Regions from separate parts of the Mus musculus genome. Here all the other regions are linked to region 2. A link is a loop called in an ENCODE intact Hi-C map of the cell type or tissue named here. Cell type or tissue: heart. All regions are shown on one strand.

Region 1 (5,000 bases), 180 kb after region 2:
AACACTAACCAGCGTGCTACACGGCTAGGCAAGTCCACACCAAGGATGAGGGGCACGGGGACCCGCCATGGATGTGAGTGTGAAGGTGAGAGGCAGGGAGATGCCAACTTTACAGTCATATTAAAAACTGTCTGGAGGAGGATGGAGAGATGGTTCAGTGGTTAAGAGCACTGGCGGTCCTTCCAGAGGTACCAAGTTCAATTCCCAGCACCCACACTGTGGGTTCACAACCATCTATTAGGTTTGATCTCCTCTTCTGGCATGCAGGAGTGTAAGTGTGTGACAGAGTACACATATACATAAATAAATAAACCTGTTTTTAAAATTGTCTTGACAAGTTTAAGACTTGGCTTAGCAACTAAAGACTTATACTGTTCCTGCAGAGGACTGTTGTTTGGTTCCCCAATGATGGTGTTGGGCAGCTTACAATAGCCTACATCTCCAGCTCCAAGAACTTCAACACCCTCTTTTGGCTTCCATGGGCATCTGTATACACATATGCAAATAAATGCACAGACACAGACATCTACACACACACACACACACACACCTTTTAAAAAATTGTCTCAGAAAATTCAATTCTAAAAATTTGTCTTAAATAAATAATAATAAATGTATCCCACATGTTTGAAATGACATCGAATGACATCGAAGCATGCTAACTAATTACAATTTTTTGGTTGAGATTTTATTATGTTCTTCTTGGTTTGAGACAGGGTCTCAAACAATCCAAGTCTGAGTGAGGGCTGGCCTCATGCCTCCACTTCCCACGTTCTGGGATTACACCACAACTGTCCACTAACTACATTTTTTTTTTTTTTGGATGTGGGTAACATTGAGTTAGAAATATAAATGCTCACTAATAGGAGTAGATCAAGTAAATTACAGGGCAGCCATTTAATTTGATGCAGCCATAAAATTGCAGCCACAAAAAGAGAATGAGGAAACATTTTAGGTAGCAGCTATGCAGTTTGGTGGATAAAGGCAACCATGCATGAGTCAGACAGCCGCCTTCAAACTCTGGCTGTCTGTGTGACCCTGTCTCTGAGAAAGTGTCACATTGTGCGCCCAGCCTGGCTGTGAATGTGTGGGGTTCAGTCTGGCCTTGAACTTGGAACCCTGATTCGTCCACCTCTTCAGTGGTGGGCTAACCGAAGAGTGCTGCTGGCCTATCTCTTCCTATATGAATAGAATCTTTTTGGTAGATATAAAGGGGATTAGGGCACTGGTGGTTTTTAGAAAGGGAAACTGTATTTGGGAAACGTTTTTGAAGAGTTATTTCGTACATAGCTTGTTCTAACTCTAAATTCTGAACCCTGAGGACCGTTTTCTAAGTTAAGAAATTATTGTACTACTTCAACATGCCTTTTAAAAAGCATAACAGTAGCCCGGCGTGGTGGCGCACGCCTTTAATCCCAGCACTTGGGAGGCAGAGGCAGGCGGATTTCTGAGTTCGAGACCAGCCTGGTCTACAAAGTGAGCTCCAGGACAGCCAGGGCTATACAGAGAAACCCTGTCTCAAAAAAACAAACAAACAAAAAGCATAACAGCTTTTTCCCTCTTTGGGTGTCTGAAGGCAAGATGGGTCACCAGCAGCTCTACTGGAATCACCCACGGAAGTTCGGCCAGGGTTCCCGCTCTTGCTGCGTCTGCTCTAACCGCCATGGTCTGATTCTCAAATATGGGCTGAACATGAGCCGCCAGTGCTTCCGGCAGTACGTGAAGGACATAGGCTTCATTAAGTTGGACTAAGCGACCTTGAATGGATTCAACTGACTACCAAGTGGAACCGATCATGCTAGTCTTTGTGCACAAAGAGTAAAAACGTAAAGAACTTAAAAAAAAAAAAAAGCATGACAGTTTCACTGGGTATACAAACCACACTTAAGGGCAGGCCTCATGCCAGCAGTAGATGGCCAACATAGAACAAATTCAGTGGTATTTTTGTTTTAATTTTTGTCTCATAATGCTTTGTCTGGGCTCCCCACCCCATTCCCCTACATGTCTATTATAGCTTCCAATTTTGTGTTTTTATGTGCGTGCACATGGGTGTCTCTGTGTCTGAATGTGTTTCCTGCGGTTTTTCTCTGGCTTTTTCTTCTCTGTTCACTCATCTGTTTTGTCCTATTCATGTTTGTAAGCTTTTTCTCTAGCCTTTTCTTTTTCTTTTTAGAACACTGTTCCCTGTCTAACTGGAGAGAGCAAAGCGGACTGTAGATTTGGGTGGCTGGGGAGTTGGGAAGGATCTGGAGGTAGTTTTTGGAAGGGAAACACAATCAGAATGTATTGTATGCAAAAAATATCTATTTACAATAAAAGATGAAACGGTGGCTGTCACACAATATTGGACATCTTATATTGACTAATTCAAATAGCTTGGATTAAAATAAAAAAAACGAGTGCCTTGTTGTGAACACTTGTACTCATTAACGTAGGAGATTTAGGTAGGAAAATCAGGCGGGTCAAGGTCCCTTGGCTACATAGTGAGTCTGGATTACCTGACACAGTGTCCCCCCTCCAATCAACCAACCAAATAAACAACAGTGCCATTTTCTGCCTCTGCCTGTCTTGGCATAGGTTCCCTAATCATCCGACCCAATAAATGTATTCCTAGAGTCAACAACTCTTGACCGCTTCTTTAGAGACCAGGGAAGAGGTAGACTCTCTGAATTTCTAAGCACCTCAAAGCTGCACAGCCAGCGCCTCGACCTACCCTCCTGAATAAGTCCGTCCGAGTATCCGAGTATCTAGAACGAGTCCTTTCATCCTCTCAGGGGTGAGCTAGGAGCAGTTCAAGGTTGGTCTGTGCTGTTTTCTTCCTCCTTCCTCTCTTTCTCCTTCCCTTCCCCACCCCTCCTTTTCTTCAACCCGGTCTTGCTATGTAGACCTGGATAGCCTGGAATGTACCATGTAGACTAGCTAGCCTCAAACTTGCAGACCACCGTCCTGCTTCAGCTTCCGGTTCGCTGCCCTGCTGGGCTTCATGATCAGCACCTCCAACTCTATCCTTGGTGTTTTGAATACTCACTCGGTGGGATGCCTTCAGAACAATGACCTGTGGGCGCTTCAAGGACGAGGAGACTGCGCCCTCTACCGGGGTTTATAAAAAGTAGTATGCTAAGTCCAAATAGACTGGACCAGGTCGCTTTGTCCACCCCAGCTCTCACCCTGTTTCCTTTGTCCCGCAATACCTCCTCTAGACACATCTGCTGTGTCACAACCACATGAAATTTGAAGTACAAACTCACCCTAGGTCAGCTTCCCCCACCCCCCAGGAATTACAGAATTTAACAGTCTCCAAATGCAGCTTTCAAAGAGGGGTGCCACAAAGTGTGGGGATGTAGCTCAGTCGGCACAAAGTCCCGACTGTGACTCTCAGTACCTCATAAAGCAGGTGTGATGGAGTAAGCTTGATTAGCTCGAGGTGTGAGGCCACCTGGCATACGTGAGAACTTGTCTCGAGGACAAAAGCTCAAGTGCTCGCTCAGAGGTCAAGAGCGCTTGGCACACAATCCTGAGAACTGGAGTCGTGTCCTGGGACCTACATAAGGGACCACGGCAGAGGAGACAGAAGAATCACTGGGACTTGATACTTCCAACTCCGCTAAGAAACCCTGGCCCTGAGTTCCACGATAGACCCTCCCTCCTACGAAAGGAACAAGCAGAGATGACTAGAAAAGGATAGCCCTCGCCAAGCGGTGGTGGCACGCAGCTTGGAGCCCAGCACTGGGAAGGCAAAGGCAGGCGGATCTCTGAGTTTCAGGCCAGCCTGGTGTTCCAGGACAGCCAGGGCTACACAGAGAAGTCCTGTCTCAAAAAAACGAGAGGGAGGGAGGGAGGGAGAGAGAGAGAGAGAGAGAGAGAGAGAGAGAGAGAGAGAGAGAGAGAGAGAGAGAGAGAGGCAGAGACAGAGAGAGAGAGACAGAGAGACAGTCACACACACACACACACACACAGACTCCCAAAGCCTTTTTTCACATGCAGACACAGGAGTAAATGAATATCTAAAAAATATTGTTTATTTCTTCTGTTGTTGTTTTCTGTTTTCGAGACAGGGTGTTTCTTTGTGTAGCCCTGCCTGTCCTGGACTCGATTTGAAGACCAGATTGGTGTCAAACTCACAGGGATCAGCGTGCCTCTGCCTTCCGAGTGCTGGGATTCATTACCATTGCCCAAGTAAGAGATATTTTCTTAAAATCTTCTGGGCATACTTTAGTTCTCAATTTACTTTTTAAAAGGTAAACAACCATGATAAAAAAACCAACCCTCTCAGAATCGCACTGAAAGTCGGGGCCACCTCCGAAGCTATTTAAGACAATGCGCTATCTGAACAAAGCCAGTGAACGTGAGTTCAGTTTTAACTTCTATGTTTTCTTCATCTTCCCAGCTCCACTGAATGGAAACTTAGGGCTGGTCTGGTATGGATCATGAGGAGACCTAGGGACTTGTCTGTCCCCAAGAAGGGAAGGTGCTCTGCGCTGAGACTGGGGTCCCTGTCACTCTCCTCTGTTCCTGTGAGTGCCACAGGCCTGGAGCATGCTGAGGTAGAGGCAAGCCATCCTCTCTTGGCTCCGGTTGCTTCCTTAAGTAGGTGCGGTGCGGCTGTTTCCTTTGCAGAGTCCGGCAGCAGCTCTCTTCCCTGACAGCCTTTCCTCGGCTCACTTGAGCCACGAGAAAACTCAGAAGACACAGAAACAAGTGACTGAAAGAGTCATGCCACCCTTCCAAATTCTCTGCTGCCCACACAAACTCCCACACAGAGGTGCTGGGGTCAGGCCCACTCTTCTCTCAAATGCCCCTCTGTCGTGGGGAAAGCTGTGGGGGCAAAGTGACAGAGACAATGCCCCGCCCTCTTTGTGTGTGTGTGTGTGTCTCATGCATGTTCTCGTGCACGTGCCTAGAGGGAGAGTTGGCACAAGACAGCAACCAGAAAAACTCAATCTTGTGGCTCCCCACTTAAATGTCTTGCGACTCATTCCAAGACAAGAGAATTCAAGACT
Region 2 (5,000 bases):
AGTCCTGAGGCCAAGATAGGATGGTGGCAGGTTCATGGCCTGCCTTACTGAACTTGCTGAAACCCAATATCAAAGTGTCATGTGAGCAGGGCCAGTAAGATGGCTCAATGGTTATCGCAAGGTCGCCCTCTGGTATATAGTGAGTTCAAGGTTAGCCTGGGATACTCAAGACACTCTCTTTTTTTAAAAACATTTTAATAGATTTATTTTATTTATATGAGTACACTGTTGCTGTCTTCAGACACACCAAAAGAGGTCATTAGATCCCATTACAGATAGTTGTGAGCCACCATGTAGTTGCTGGGATTTGAACTCGGGACCTTTGAAAAAGCAGTCAGTGCTCTTAACCACTGAGCCATCTCTCCAGCCCCAAGACTCTGTATTTAAAACCAATTAATAATTATAAAGCTTTGAGGACATATACTTAACATTTGGGGTAACACTGCTCATACGAAGACCTTTTGTGGGTCACTTGTCAAAGTGATATTAGCCCAAGAGAGTGCAGTGCATGCTACTGGGCTTTCTGAGGAGACACCCTAGGACAGAGCGGCTCTCAGCACCTGCCCTGAGTGACATGCCATGCCCCCCCCAACTGCCCCCCTTCCAACGGTCCCTGCTTCTCGGAGCTGTGTGCTCTTTTGTGCCTCTGTGCTTTCAGCCTGGTGTTCTCCTCCCCACTCGGAGCAATCCGTCCCTCATGAGCCCCTCTCAAGCTTCCTCTACCGTTAAGGCTTCCTGGAATAACTGGCTTTCAGATCCCCTGTTTGGACAAGTCACTTCAAAGCCGAGCTGAAGCTCAGTACCAACAAGGGCCCCACCTGGAGCGTCGGCTCCGTCTCCTGTGCAGCGCAAAAAAAAAAAAAAAAAAAAAAAAGCAAGCCTCCCTGTGGTTTGGAGGTTGAACTGTTTCTTGGTACAGTCCGAGTCACTCATAGTCAGATAAATAGATGCTGGAATGAGGTAAGACACGAAGCCTCTGCCCAGTCTAGGCCAAAGCTAAGGAATACAACCAACGGTGTCTGTCTTTCCAGAACTGCTGACGGCAGAGACATTTGGGTAAAGAAACCCAGGCAGAAGATTTCTGGTGTCTCCTATCTGAAAGCAAACAAAGAGGGAAATGGGCAAGTTTAAATGTCCATTCTGCTTGTCCCAGTTACTTTAAGGCCATTAAAGCAGGGTGGTGGTTCCTAGATCTGAGCGCTCTACAATTGGAGAGAGAAAAAAACCAAAGGTCTAGATGCAGGCTGTGGACTTCTGAGAAACAGTATTGAGATGGCTTATGTTTGCAGAACTTCTAGAGGGTTCCCGTTTGCTTACACTTCCCTTTCCTCTCCCCTACCCTATACAGGATGGGATGGGTCCTCAGACCATCCCCCTTCCCCAGGGAAGAGCAGGGAAGTTCGTCCTGACTCCAGCGAGACTCCTGCAGTCACCGAGCAAGTCCTCCAACCTGAGAGCCTCAGCCAGCCTGTGTCTCCCGGGACCTCGGAGCCTGAGTCCCAGGGCGTATCTAAAATGAAGCCAGCCAGCCAGAGAAGCCTGTCTCCCAGGGAGAAGGCCTCAGCTCTTCCCGACTCCAGCAGGACTTGGGCTGGCCCTGGGGACAGCACTCCCAGCACCAGGAGAGCAGCTGTCCCCATGAGCATAGGAGAGACACGAGCTACGGCCATCCCTCATCCCTCCCTCCTGGGTCAGGAAAGGAGCCGAGACCCCTCGGGTCCCAGCAAGGCCCTGGAAACTCCAGGACACTGCGTACCTACAAGCTTGAAAGATAGGGCTCTGCTTGAAGAAACAGCGTCAGCATCTGGAAAGTTGTCACACGCCGGTCCCTCTGTGCCAGTGACTACTGATGGGACCCTGTCGGGGAGCACAGAGAGCCCGGTGACAGACATTGACAAGTTCATTGGGGAAGCCCCGGAGGCGTGGCTTTCTCAGTCTCCTCAGAGAGCAGACTGCAGGACTCACCAGGACATTTTTGAGAGTCAGCCACCAGGGGGAGCTGGGGGTGGCAGTTCCCACCATGGGAAGACCGGAGGCACAGGCTCACCCCCACCCCCTCAGTGGACCTTCCAGCCTTCCGTTCTGGATTCCGTCCATCCTGACAAACAGTTGGCTGGGAACAAAAACTTTCTGAACAACTACTCCAGAAATTTTAGCAGTTTCCACGAAGACGGCGTCTCGGAACCTTCGCCCTCGTCCATGTATGGCGATGCTGAAGACTCGTCTTCAGACCCCGAGTCTCTTGTTGAAGATCCACGAGCAGCGGCCAGGAACAACTGGCCAGCTCCTCCATCTCATGAGTCCTCCCGTAAGGAAGGTAGCAGTGAGTCTGAGGACGAGCAAATAGAAATCTGTGCCCCAGGTGGTTGTCCTGAGACCCCAGTGCCTGCCCAAGCTCCTGCCCAGGCTGCAGGCGGCGCAGTTCCCTCGGTACAGCAGACTGTGAGGGAGCCGGTGGGGGACGCCTGCGAGAAAGCCTGCTTCATGACAGGAGCCTCGAACACTTGCATCCCGGGCTCTTCCCAGCCATTTTCCTTCCTGGATGTAAGCTCTCTGGAGCATGAGACTTGGGCGGGCGTACAGACTTCACGGAGCCACATGCCCGGGTGCGCAGAGGAAACCTTGGCGGTCAGCAGCACCGGCTCAGTCGTGGGAGACAGCCAGCCTTCTCAAACGACCAGACCTTGTGGAAACCCGCCATTTGTGCTCAGGAACCCAGATATGGTAAATGGTTTGGGACAGGACCTGCTGGATGAGGGAACCCCAGACAAAGGAGCAGATGCCTCTCATGTCATGAGCAGTGTGTATGCCCTGGGGGCCGAGGGCCCTAAGAATGGAGAGGCCGTTTTGGCAAACCTACACATTGCCAAGGGCGGCAACCTGGACGGCTTGCTACAGAAACCAAAAACGACCTCCAGGAGGCCTATCATGACCTGGTTTAAAGACATAAATAAAGACAGCCAAGGCGCACATCTGCAGAGCAAATCTGAGAAGGAACAACCCTCAATGCTGGCTATGAGTCCTGGCTCGAAAGGCAACACGGTGAACCCCAGCCACAGAAAGGGAATGGCTGTGCCTAAGAGTCCACCTCCCCGGCAGAAGAGTCAAGAAAATAAGGACCTATCCCCTAAAAGCCCAGTGGAAACACTAAGTAACTGTCAGAAGCCCAAGGGCAGCCCGAAGCTTAAGAGGCTGAACAGCAAAAGCAAAGCCAGTCCGGAGGCACCTGTGGCCAGTCCCGCTAAGGGCGGCAGGACCGACCACAGGAAGTCCTTGCCTTCACCCCAGGCTGCCCATAAAATGCTTTCTAAGGCAGTGTCACACAGGCTCCACATAGCTGACCAAGAGGAGCCTAAGAACACTGCTGGAGACACCTCCAAGCCTCCCCAGTGTGTGCCAGAGAGCAAGCCACCCCTGGCTGCCTCTGGGTCGCTGAGGACCTCCGCATCTGACACAAGCATTAGAACCATTACTTCTCCCCTGACCTCCCCCAAGCCTCTCCCTGAGCAAGGTGCAAACAATAGGTTCCACATGGCTGTCTACCTGGAATCTGACACAAGCTGTCCAGCCACCTCCAGGCCCCCTAGGTATGGACCAGAGGGCAAGGTGCCCCATGCTAACTCTGGGTCAGTGAGTCCCTCCGCATCGAGGACCAATATAGCCTTGGCAGGGGTCAGACAGAGCAAGCAGTTCACACACAGCCGAGTAGACTTGGTGTTAACAGAAGCAGCCCAGCCCCAGGGCATCAGTGAGAAAGGAACCGAAAAAATGGCTAGTGATCCTCTGGAAAGGACAAACCAGCTAAAAATCATTGAGATTTCTTCTGAAAGAATGCCAAAGAATGCATGTGGCGACAAGCCACCTGGTAGTGACAGAAAGGGCGGGTTCTTAACCCAGAGCAACTGTCAGGAGAAGAGTTCGGTCCGACTCAGGCAGTCAGCAGAATCGTCCCCAAAGCAGCCGCACTTCCCTCCCTCCCAGGCCTCCCAGGGGGAACAGGAAATGCGTTGGTCCTACAGCATGGCCAGACTGGCCTCCTCCTCCCCCTCCGCCCCGCAGCTGCCCTCCAAAATGCCAGATTACTCCCAGGGCAAATCAAGCCAAATGCCAGCCTCAGTCGGGGTGCCCAAAAATGGCGTACCCGTAGGCCTGGCCGGAGAAGAGCCCCCCTACTTCACACCAAGGCCAGCCACCAGGACTTATTCCATGCCAGCCCAGTTCTCGAGCCATTTTGGACGAGAAGGTCTTTCCCCACCCAGCCCAAGTCACTCGCCTCAGGACCCCCAGGTCACTGCAATGAGTGGCAGTCTCTCTGAGAAGTCAGCCAAAGGCGTGACTAACGAACAGGGCGTGTACAGTGTGAAACCTCTACTGGAAACACTTAGGAACCCACCACCAGTGGATGTGGGGGATGTCAGTGCGGTCCCCGAGGCAAGCGGCCTCATCCCAGACAAACTCAAAGTCACCAGGAGACACTACTACTGTGAGCAGAGCTGGCCCCATGAATCTACCTCGTTTTTCTCTGTGAAGCAAAGGATCAAGTCTTTCGAGAACCTGGCCAATTCTGACCGGCCTGCGGCCAAGTCTGCCACATCCCCGTTCTTATCCGTGAGCTCCAAGCCTCCCGTTAACAGACGGTCATCTGGCAGCATCACTTCGGGGAGACCCAGTGATGGGACCGCAAGGTCACTGAGACGCAGCTTGAGTTCCTGCAGCGAGAACCAGAGTGAGGCCAGCAGCCTTCTCCCGCAGATGACAAAGTCCCCGTCCAGCGTGACGTTGACTGTCTCCAGGCAGAATCCGCCAGAGACTAATAACAAGGGCCACAGTCCAGACCCAAAGAAATCACTTGTCCCCGTGGGTATTCCCATCTCCACAGGGAGCCCAGCCTCACCCATCAAGAGGAACAAGTCCTCTGTCCGCCATGCCCAGCCCTCCCCAGTGTCCCGATCCAAGCTCCAGGAGCTGAGAGCCTTGAGCATGCCAGACCTGGACAAGCT
Region 3 (5,000 bases), 400 kb after region 2:
TAAAGGTGTGTAAGGAAAGGAGAAAATAATCACATAGAAATAAGAGTTAGAAACATTTATGACATCTTTGAATTACTCTCCCAGTGGTTGTAGAGCAGCTGTGGACCGGGTCAGGGTTGGCTTGGCTGTCAGGGCAAACACTGGTTCAAGTGACGACTGTGGTTGGAAGGAAGATGGGAGCTTTTGGTCTGGGAACTTCAAACCTCCCACAGGAGCAATTGTCACGCCTCCCTTTTCCCCTTAGCAAGACATATCCCAGCAGCTGCCGTCCCTTCAGTACTGGGACCTAAGGTATTACTGTAGATAACGAAAGAAGGAATGCTAAGCTTTCTCCATTCTGTACTGAAGAACCTTGGGAGTTTTGTGAGCCTAATGCCTCTACTAAGGAAGTAACACCACAGATGGCCCCTCTGACTTTTAGTCCAGCAACATGGCTGCTCTGGCAAGGGATCACATCGAAAGACCTTCGAGGTCTGTGATCTGGCTGGACTACAGACATGCCCTTAGTACACACCTTTAATTCCAAAGAATGAAGGTAAGGTTGGTTTGTAGACGAAAACAGCCATGTTTGAAAGTGCTGTATAATTGAGGGGCAGACAAAGTGACAGGTCATAGAAGGATTTGACAGAATGCGTCAGAGATAGGATATACCCAGCTCATACAGGAACAGCATAGGAGAGGCTACTTAAGAGCAGAGAGAGAGAGAGAGAGAGGGGGAGAGAGAGAGAGAGAATATGTATGACAGTTTTAGAGTCAGATTACAGAGAGAACAAGGTAGACATAAGTGAAAAACAGAAGGAGCCAGAAGATTAGAACATTGCCAAAGTTGGTTTGAGGCCAAGCAGAGCAATTCAGGCAAAAGCCAAGAGAAGCTGGATGGAATCACTCAGCTTGGAAGATTAGATTGTACAGAGGCCGGAAGCTTCAATGCCGAGACTTAGGGATAGTTAGAACAGAGAAAGAAATGCTCCGGGCTCAGCCCAAGCCGTGCCTTCACACAGCTTGGGCACAGCTCTCATCTCATTCCTTGACCTGAGGAAATAAAAGTGACCATTACACTAGTGTTGTGTGTCTTTTTGAGACAGAGTCTCATGTGGCTCAGTCTGGTCTTGAACTTGGTACGTAGTAGAGGAGGACTTTAAACTTCTGACTTACACCTCCACTTCCAGGGTGCTGGGCTTATAGATGTGCATCATCACAGTAGTTTATGTGCCGCTCGGGCTTGGGGCTCTGTGCATGCGAGGCAAGCACTTTGTTAAGACAGGCAAACCCTGACCCTTACGCTTCACTGTACTAGACACTTGGACTCTTTTTCCCACCTCAGTTACTTCGGGCTTGGTTTTACATTCATAAACTCCAAACCTATGAGAAATTTGAACAAATGGTTATAGGAAACCAATCTGGCTTCAATTTATGACTACTTTACGATGAGGTATACAGCTTGCGAGTAGCCAAATGGAAGGGTTGGCGGAGCATCTTTGTCTTCCCTGAGGGCTCCCGCTCCTGACACCATAGTATTCGCCAACACAGGTCTGGAAGTCCGTCCCCACCCCCCCCCACCCCCCCCATGTAGTACATTTGTAGTACATGAGAAATTTGAACAAATGGTTATAGGAAACATATTCTTCACTCGTTAATTCACAATGTTTTTTGTCTTGCTGTTTGAAAATAAATTGTAGATATATCTACGCACACATGTATGCTTCCATGTTTCCACTGAAAGAGTTTGGAGGTAAAGTACTTTTCCAAAACCGCCTGTAGTGGTTTGAATGAGAATGGCCCCCCTTGGGCTCCTAGGTTTGAATGCTTGGTCTAGTTACTGAAGCGTTTGGGGAAGGATTGGGAGGCATGGCCTTGCTGGAGATAATGTTACTAGAGGTAGGCTTTGAGAGTTCAAAAGCCCAGGCCGATCTCAATCTCTCTGCCAGATGCAAGCCCTCAGCGATTGTTCTAGTGGCATGCCTGCCTGGGCTAGCCTTTTCTTCTTTTGAGACATATTTGTTGTGCGGCCCGGAGTAACTTCACATTCACAAGCCTCCTGCTCAGTCAACCAAGTGCTGAGAGTTCAGGTTTGCCCTGCTATGTCTGGCTTCAATTTATGACTACTTTACGATGAGGTATACAGCTTGCGAGTAGCCAAATGGAAGGGTTGGCGGAGCATCTTTGTCTTCCCTGAGGGCTCTCGCTCCTGACACCATAGTATTCGCCAACACAGGTCTGGAAGTTCCCCCCATGTAGTACATTTCTGTGGAGTGCCTTAGTTCTTTCCCCTTTAAGGTGATTAGACACTCTGGCAAAAGCAACTTGAGGAAGAAAGGGTTTGTTTTAAGGTTACAGTTGGCAGAGTGTGTTCCTACCATGTTCAACCCGCAAGCTTGGTTGCAAGATTACCTGAGCAAACCAGGTGGAAGTCAGTGAATGTGGAAGTCTGAAATGTGGCCAGGGCAGATATACAGGCAGGAAATGGGACTCCTGGTCCCAAGCGCCAGTTGGAAGCCTTATTGCAGGAGGTGGTGGCACACTTGACTATTGGCAGGTTCCATTCTCCTCCCTGTCTGGTGCAGACGTCTTTGAGGAAGCGTCTGTTGAAAAAGGTCTTGATGATTTATAAAAGCATCAGGCCGAGGAACTACTGTTGCTGATCGTCAGGTGGACTCTTCAGAACTCGATTCTCTATTTGTGACTGGAAAATTTGGACTCTTCTTGCTTTTTTTTTTTTTTTTTTTTTTTTTTTGTAGCGCCAATAGATGTTTAAACATAGGTGTGGCCTATGAATGGCTGCCTAGGAAGCCAGACGTATCGTGAGCTATGAATTAATACTGTGTACAGGGAGTTTCTTGATGGCTTTGGATCACACACTCAAGAGAGCTCCGTGCAAGGAAATCTGGAAAGTTCGTGCTGTGTCACACTTGAGACAGCTCTACCGCAGCTCAAGGAGCACGCAAGCAACAGGGAGACGGTCCTGCAGCACCACCTGGTGGCTAGGAAGGGGATAGAACGGTGACCACACTGGTCAAACTGGTGAAATAGATGATTTCCAGTCAGCTCGGGACCAGAACAAAACACAGCACAGAACACAACAAATATTAGATGAAAAACAAATAAACAAACAAACAAAAAATAAAGACATAATTTTTATTATTAAACCTGTCAAACTTTAACACTTCAGTTAATATAACTTCAATAAAAAAAGACAAGGAGGGCTGGTGAGATGGCTCAGTGGTTAAGAGCACCCGACTGACTGCTCTTCCAAAGGTCCGGAGTTCAAATCCCAGCAACCACATGGTGGCTCACGACCATCCGTAATCTGAGATCTGACGCCCTCTTCTGGAGTGTCTGAAGACAGCTACAGTGTACTTACATATAACCAATAAATAAATCTTAAAAAAAAAAAAAAGACAAGGAAAAAGCTGACCAATTTGTTCATAAAACGGATGGGAAAGTTGGAGTGTAGTGGCCACATCTTCATTATAAACGCTCTGATGTGATTTTGAACAAATGCCATAAATATAAATATTGCTTTACAGTAACAAATGAACTTGTTTCTTTTTAAAATGTATCTAAGTTAGCTGAGTTTGGTGGCATATGGCTGTAGTCCCTGACATTTAGGAAGCTGAGGCAGTGGGACTTTGAGTTTGAGGTCAGCCTGGGTTACATAGTAAATTCCAGGCTAGCCTGAGCTACAAGAGGAAGACTGTCCAAAAAAAAAAAAAAAAAAAAAAAAAAAAAAAAGCAAACCTGGGGAAAAGATCCGTTATAAATTAAATTGATGACGTTTCCACCTATGGGGATAACGTATGTTTTAAAAAGCATGGCAAAGAAATTGGCTCACAGGGTAGATTTAGCACAAGCTGAAAACACTTTAAGGGCATCCTTAGCAAACAGAGTATTAATTTTAAAATTTTATGTAGAACGAACAAGTCAGGCTACATGCATTTTCATAAGTCATCTCTAATCTTGGATCAGCCAGCTTGAGTAACTTTTATCCAGAATACACTTGTCTCTCCTCAAGCTCTAACTTTGCAGGAGTCCTCTATCCCTGTTAGATTTTCAAGTGAGCGAGACTCAGATTATGTGGCGTTCATTTAGCTTTAGTGCGGTCACGGGGTAAACCACCCTACTACACTTCTCTAGCGAGGCTGGCTACTTCCCCAGCTCTGCTCCCCAGATACTTGCTGTTTGAGTCTTTCTAGGCTATTTCTGCTCCAGCTGTCTGTCCTGGCAGACCCTTTGACTCTGGCGCGTGTTCCTGGTCCATCGAGTCTAATGGAGCTCTCCTCCTCTCCCTTCTTCTTTCTCCTCTGTGCTCTCTCTCGCCCCCTTTCTCCTTCTCCTCTTGGTCCCTGCCTGTGATCCCTGCCTGGTAACTAAAACCCTGCCGCCTCCTACTCTCCCCAGGAATTTACCACTTTTATTTAACCTATAGATTTAAATTGGGGAACAAGGTTTACCCAACAAAGGCTGGCATATGTGGGAATTCTTGGGGCAGCCAGATCTTGGAGTACAGAATTTAGCATTTGAATGCACAGCAGCACCAGGCCACCCCCAACCGTTACTTGTGTTGGTTCTTAGATATTATTTGCCACTGAAAAATATGTTGTGTGGAACTCTTAAAATAATTGAAAATACTGAATAATTGAAAATACAGGAAGATAAGTGATGAAAAGATGAAGCTAGGGACACCAGGGGCTACACTTGTGAATTCTCAGCAACCTACTGACTAAACATGGGCTGGTTACAGAAGACACAAATAGACATGCTAACTTGGGTGAGGTTGGGGTGGTCGGGTGGGGTGGCCCAAGAAGATCCAACCCTACATGAAGAACTACAGGCTACTCTACGTTGCCGAGAGAAGGAAGAGCACGCCTGCTGGCTATCCAATACCGTGTGGTCAGCCCTGAAAAGCATATATACATGTAACATTATGCAGACAGAACAGGTTGTATTTGTATGTTTAGTAATATATATGCATAAACATATTTGCATGAAATGACAGTTAA
Region 4 (5,000 bases), 100 kb after region 2:
AGAGATAGCTCAGCTGTTAAGAGCACTATCTGCTCTTCCTGAGGTCCTGAGTTCAAGTCCCAGCATCTGCATGGTGGCTCACAACCATCTGAAATGGGATCTGATGTCTTCTTCTGGTGTTCTGAAGAGAGTGACAGTGTACTCATATACATAAAATAAATCTTTCTTAGTTTTTTTTTTTTTGTTTTTTGTTTTTTTTTTGTTTGTTTGTTTTTCGAGACAGGGTTTCTCTGTGTAGCCCTGGCTGTCCTGGAACTCACTTTGTAGACACCGCTGGCCTCGAAGTCAGAAATCTGCCTGCCTCTGCCTCCCAAGTGCTGGAATTAAAGGCATTGCCACCACGCCCGGCTTTTTTTTTTTTTTTTTTGGTTTTTCAAAAATCTTTTTTAAAAAACTAAAAAAGAAAGGCTGACTTGGTGATATGAAAAGATAGCTCTCAAAGTCTGTTTATGAAATCAAAGATGTGCAGAAACCTGCATTGGGAACAGAATCCGTCATGCAGCTGGGCCCCCAAACAGAGCCAGCGGAGAACTCTCTTCACCAGAAATCTGACTGCTATATTAAAAATAATTTCTGTTGGAGACTGGGCAGATGAGAGACCAAGAACACTTTAAGAAAAGGCTCCTCTGTCCATGAGGATTGAGATCAAACAGCATCTTTAATGTCAGCCTTGACACATGCACAAAATGCTTTCTACCTTGAATAATAGCAATTCAGAGTTTGAATGGATACACACACACACACACACACACACACACACACACACACATGAAATCAAGCCAAAAAATGTGACTATGTTAAGACGAATCACTGAAAGTATATGGGGACATGACAAGAGGGGACCAGAGGAGGAAAAGGTTGAGAACTGTAGTCTAGACAGCAGAAGATAAGCCGAGAGACCAAGAGAATAGAGAAAAGGGGCTGGGGGAGGGGACAACATTCCTTCCTCAACTTCCAAATGACCACCCACATCGACCACTTTCCTCTTTTCTGAATTCCATCATATCCTTCTGGGGTCAGGTAGCTTGGTAAGGCTGGGGCATCTCTTCTTCCTTAAATGACCAATATACTACTGTATGTATTTCCCCTCCTTTGTCTCCAATTATTTCTAGGAGGATTTAAACTTCTTCCTAAATTAGAAACTTCCCGAATACAAAACCTATAGCCAGGCATGGTGGTACATGCCTTTAATGCCAGAACTCCGGAGGCAGAGGTAGGGAGATCTCTGTGAGTTTGAGGCCAGCCTGGTCTACATAGTGAGTTCCAGGTCTGGGAGGGCTTCATAGTGAGACCCTGTCTCAAAAGAAACAAAGGAAATGCCTATCAAATAACACAAGCTTTAACCCGGCTTAGTTTTCCAACTGTCACAAAGTAACCACGGACCATCAGACAGCCATGGCCACTTGGTTACTTTTTCCCACTTCCCTTTTTCTCTTTCTTTTCACTTGCCAGAGATTGAATCCAGGAGCCTTGCAGTGCTAGCTGGGGTATCCTACCACTGAGTTACATCACAAGCCTCTGTGTTCTGTTGTTTTGATGTAAATTTAAGTACAATGAAACACCTGCCCACTCCCCCCAACTCCAGTCAAGGTTGTCCAAGGCTGCCCTGGTTTAGAGCTCAGAAATTTGCCTGCCTCTGCCTCCCAAGTGTTGGGATGATTAAAGGCATGCGCCACCACGCCCAGCCTATTTATTTATTATATGTAAGTACACTGTAGCTGTCTATCTTCAGAAGATGACATCAGATGTCATTGCAGATGGTTGTGAGCCACCATGTTGTTGCTGGGATTTGAACTCAGGACCTTCAGAAGAGCAGCCAGTGCTCTTAACGGCTGAGCCATCTCTCCAGCCCTACTGAGTCCTTTCTTATCCAGCCCTGTCTTCACCTGAATTCTTGGAAGCCTCAGCAGATTCACCTACAAACTGGATCAGTTTGGGCACAGGCTCTTTCATCCCTCTTGGTCAAACAATTGTAAAATCTATCAGGCTCCTGAGGGGTAAGCTGTGGCATGCCTGCATTCTTTCCCTACCCAGGAAAGGCATGCACTGTGCCTGTTTTGCTGGGGTATAGCAAGCACTGCACTCACGATGCTCACACTGCTGTGAAGGTTTTTTTTGGGGGGGGGGGGGTGTTGGTGTTGGTTTTTGTTGGAGGTGGTGGTGGTGGTTTTCAAAATAGGGTTTTTCTGTGTAGCCTTGGCTATCCTGGAACGCTAGACCAGGCTGTCCTCAAACTCTTAAGAGATCTGCCTCCTAAATGGTGGGATCAAAGCTGTGTGCTGCCATCTCCCGGCTGTGAAGAGGGGTTTTTGAATATACCTTCACTTAGGACTCAAAGGCAACAGCTTTTTGTTTTGTAAGACTATAAAGTTTATTTTTATAAGTGGCCAAAAGGCTCATAATTTCCACAACTATACACTTCATACTCTTTAATTACTGAAGACAAGACTATAATCTAAACCACAAAGTAGGCTACCAATGCCTGTTGTTAAAGCATTAAACCACCAATTGAACAAGATACTTTCCTCTTGAATATTTAAATACATGTAAATTGTATGCAAAACACTGGCTGCATTACCCAGGCCAGTCAGGCTTTCAATTTCACTGGTAAACACTAGGATACTTCTCTGGCAAATGGGAATCCAGGCAAACAGGACACTTCTCCTTTCCCTATCCTAGTATTTTTCAGGGTGGTGTATGGCCTTTAGCAAGGGTTGCTGGGAGATTCCTGATAGACCTATGAATTAGTGTCTTCGATGCTATTTATTACAAAGTACCTCCCCTCCTCCTCCCCCAAAAGGGGGGGAGGGATGGTTTATCTTGGCTCACAATTTGAAGGTACAGTCCTCCATGGCAGCAAGCCCATCAGGTGGCTGGACACGAGTGAGCAGTCAGACAGCAGGGATGGCTGGTGCTTAGCTGGCTTTCTCATTTTGTTTGGCCTAGGCTCCACCAGCTCAGGGACTACTATTGCCCAGGCTCAGGGTGTGCCCTCCATTTCAGTTAAACCTCTTAGGAAATGGCGGCACACACAAGCCCTTAAGTGTTGCCTATGTGTACATGTGCACGCGATTCCAGATGCTTGGCTCCAATCTGTCCTGCCCCAAGGATGGCGCTGTAAATATGGACCATAATAACGGTGTAACCATTGCCCTGAACAGCCCCTCTTTGACTACGGATCAGAGGAGCTCAGAAAATGGGCTTTAGTCAGGTTATAGTCTGTCCCACGGAAGGTCAGGAGGAAGCATGAAGCACGGGGCTAGCTCTCAACAGGAACCATCTCCTATTGTCCTTTCTGGACAGGAAACACTCCATTTTATCCCTTCATTAAATGCTTTCCACACCCTTGGCCAAAACCAAGAAAGGAACGAAACTGAGAGACCACAGATTGCACAAGACGGAGAGATGGGGGAATAAGAAAGCTGTGTCTTTCAAGAATATAACAAATATCTAAGAAAGAAGTCTGGGAAGGGGGCTGAGGGAGAGATGCTGGAGAGACGGCTCAGTGGTTAAGGACACTTGCTGCTCTCAAAGAGGATCTGGGTTTAGTTCCCAGCACTCACATGGTGGTTTCACAACCACCTGTGACTTGTTTCATATGATCTGATGGCCTCTTTTTGTCTGCAGGTAACAGGCACACATGTGGTACATATCTAACACACATGCAGGCAAACACAAATGCATATAATATAAAAGTCAGTCGGTCTTTACAAAATAAGTCTGAGTGGCAACAAGAGCCTATTTAAGATTCCAGGAGAGTGTCAGGCAAGGCTGGCTTTCTGGACACAGGAGGGGTTAGCCAGACTGGGAAGGGTGTTCCAGGTGTGGACCAGCAAAGGCAGGGGAAGCCGGATCTGCAGGTGGGATAGGTCAAAGAAACAATCCAGAACAAAACGAGCAACATGTTCCAACTCAGTGTTAAACAAACTACATAACACTCTTCTCCTAGGTCATTTGCTCAGGACAAGCTCACCTTTCACATCTGGAAAGAAAAACAAAGCTGGTTTCCCTGCTTTATGAACTCAGGTCCCTTCCAGCAAGAAGTCAAACTGAGACATCATCATCTATCTATGATAGACGACCCCCCTCAGGGCAAAGATGCTGCACTAGCTCATTTCAAGGACACACAAGCCCTTTCTTTCACTCACCCAATTACCTTGTCTTCAGATAGCTAGAAACCACACTTACTTACTTTGTGTGGGGACACAAGACAAGAGGGTATGTGTGGAGGTCACAAGACAATTTAAAGGGGTCAGTTCTTTCTGTTGGGTCCTGGGGACTGAACTAGGGCCCTAAGACTTGGTGGCAAGTTCCTGTACCTGCTGAGCCATCTATCTCATCAACCCTCTTCAGAGCATCTTATTATCATTTGGAATTTTGAGTATTTGTCTGGATGCTGGTTGCCTATCACCAGCCAACCACACGAGTGTTCATACATGCATATACGCAGAGGATAGGAAAGGGTGGAGGTGTGGGGGTTCCTGGAAAGCACAGCTTTGTGCTTCCCTGGGCTCTGCCTGCTGTGGGGCCTGCCAGAACCCAGGACACGTTTATCAAGTCCTGAACGAATGAGGAGGATAAACTAGGAGCAGACCGTGCACACCAACCATGGCGCTGTTTCAAAGTTGTGCTTTAATCTCTGCAGTCAGCTCCAATGCAGTGAGACATGTATAAACTTTCATTAACACCCAGAAAATAAACTGCACAGTGAAGCTGACTCAGTCTAATAGCTTAATCCCTTAAATTTTTAAAATTTAATTAAAGCTAGTTTATCTTCAGTGTAAAAACATAGAGGTATAAACAAATGCAAGTGTTATACACAGTAAATTATTAACAGACACTTCCAAACTTGCACAGTGTGTTTTAAACAAATGGTCTTATTGTATCTTTTAATGTTAAGCATAATCCACATCTCAATCTTGAATAAAAATACACAATATATAAACCCACGGGAAGTTCTGTACACAAATCCAAGTTATAGAAATCTGGCTTCAAATATA

The links. A loop is a pair of places that touch in the nucleus more often than their neighbours do. Peaks named below come from ENCODE experiments on the same cell type or tissue, not always from the same donor. Only the 100,000 strongest peaks of a DNase experiment are listed, where the experiment ranks them.
Region 1: it touches region 2 in a loop (6-fold over the local background); 8 of 42 quality-filtered maps call a loop at or near these places.
Region 3: a loop joins it to region 2, with 2.9 times the contacts of the local background. A loop is called at or near these places in 5 of 42 quality-filtered maps.
Region 4: it touches region 2 in a loop (2.6-fold over the local background); 3 of 42 quality-filtered maps call a loop at or near these places.

The regions. Positions count from the first base shown.
Region 1 is chr15:12,195,054-12,200,053 of GRCm38, reverse strand. It overlaps the pseudogene Gm2581. Among named protein-coding and RNA genes, the nearest start is that of Mtmr12, 7.5 kb to the left of the region's middle. In heart, a CTCF peak has its summit at 3,094 (motif pointing left); a DNase peak (open chromatin) is centred at 3,053; H3K4me3 peaks cover 851 bases; H3K27ac peaks cover 2,017 bases.
Region 2 is chr15:12,372,729-12,377,728 of GRCm38, reverse strand. Pdzd2 (PDZ domain containing 2) reads left to right here. Exons shown (of 26, transcript NM_001081064.2): 21 at 1,349-5,000. Among named protein-coding and RNA genes, the nearest start is that of Golph3, 54 kb to the right of the region's middle. In heart, a CTCF peak has its summit at 1,981 (motif pointing right); DNase peaks (open chromatin) are centred at 1,548, 1,988, 3,518, 4,028 and 1 weaker place; H3K4me3 peaks cover 1,477 bases; H3K27ac peaks cover 1,747 bases; H3K27me3 peaks cover 522 bases.
Region 3 is chr15:11,970,009-11,975,008 of GRCm38, reverse strand. 1700047G03Rik (RIKEN cDNA 1700047G03 gene) reads right to left here. Exons shown (of 3, transcript NR_040447.1): 3 at 4,926-5,000. Among named protein-coding and RNA genes, the nearest start is that of 1700047G03Rik, 5.4 kb to the right of the region's middle. In heart, a CTCF peak has its summit at 2,977 (motif pointing left); DNase peaks (open chromatin) are centred at 2,948 and 4,188.
Region 4 is chr15:12,271,853-12,276,852 of GRCm38, reverse strand. It overlaps Mtmr12 (myotubularin related protein 12), which reads right to left. Exons shown (of 16, transcript NM_172958.4): 16 at 4,613-5,000. Among named protein-coding and RNA genes, the nearest start is that of Gm52210, 46 kb to the left of the region's middle. In heart, a CTCF peak has its summit at 2,308 (motif pointing left); no DNase peak of the experiment used is centred here.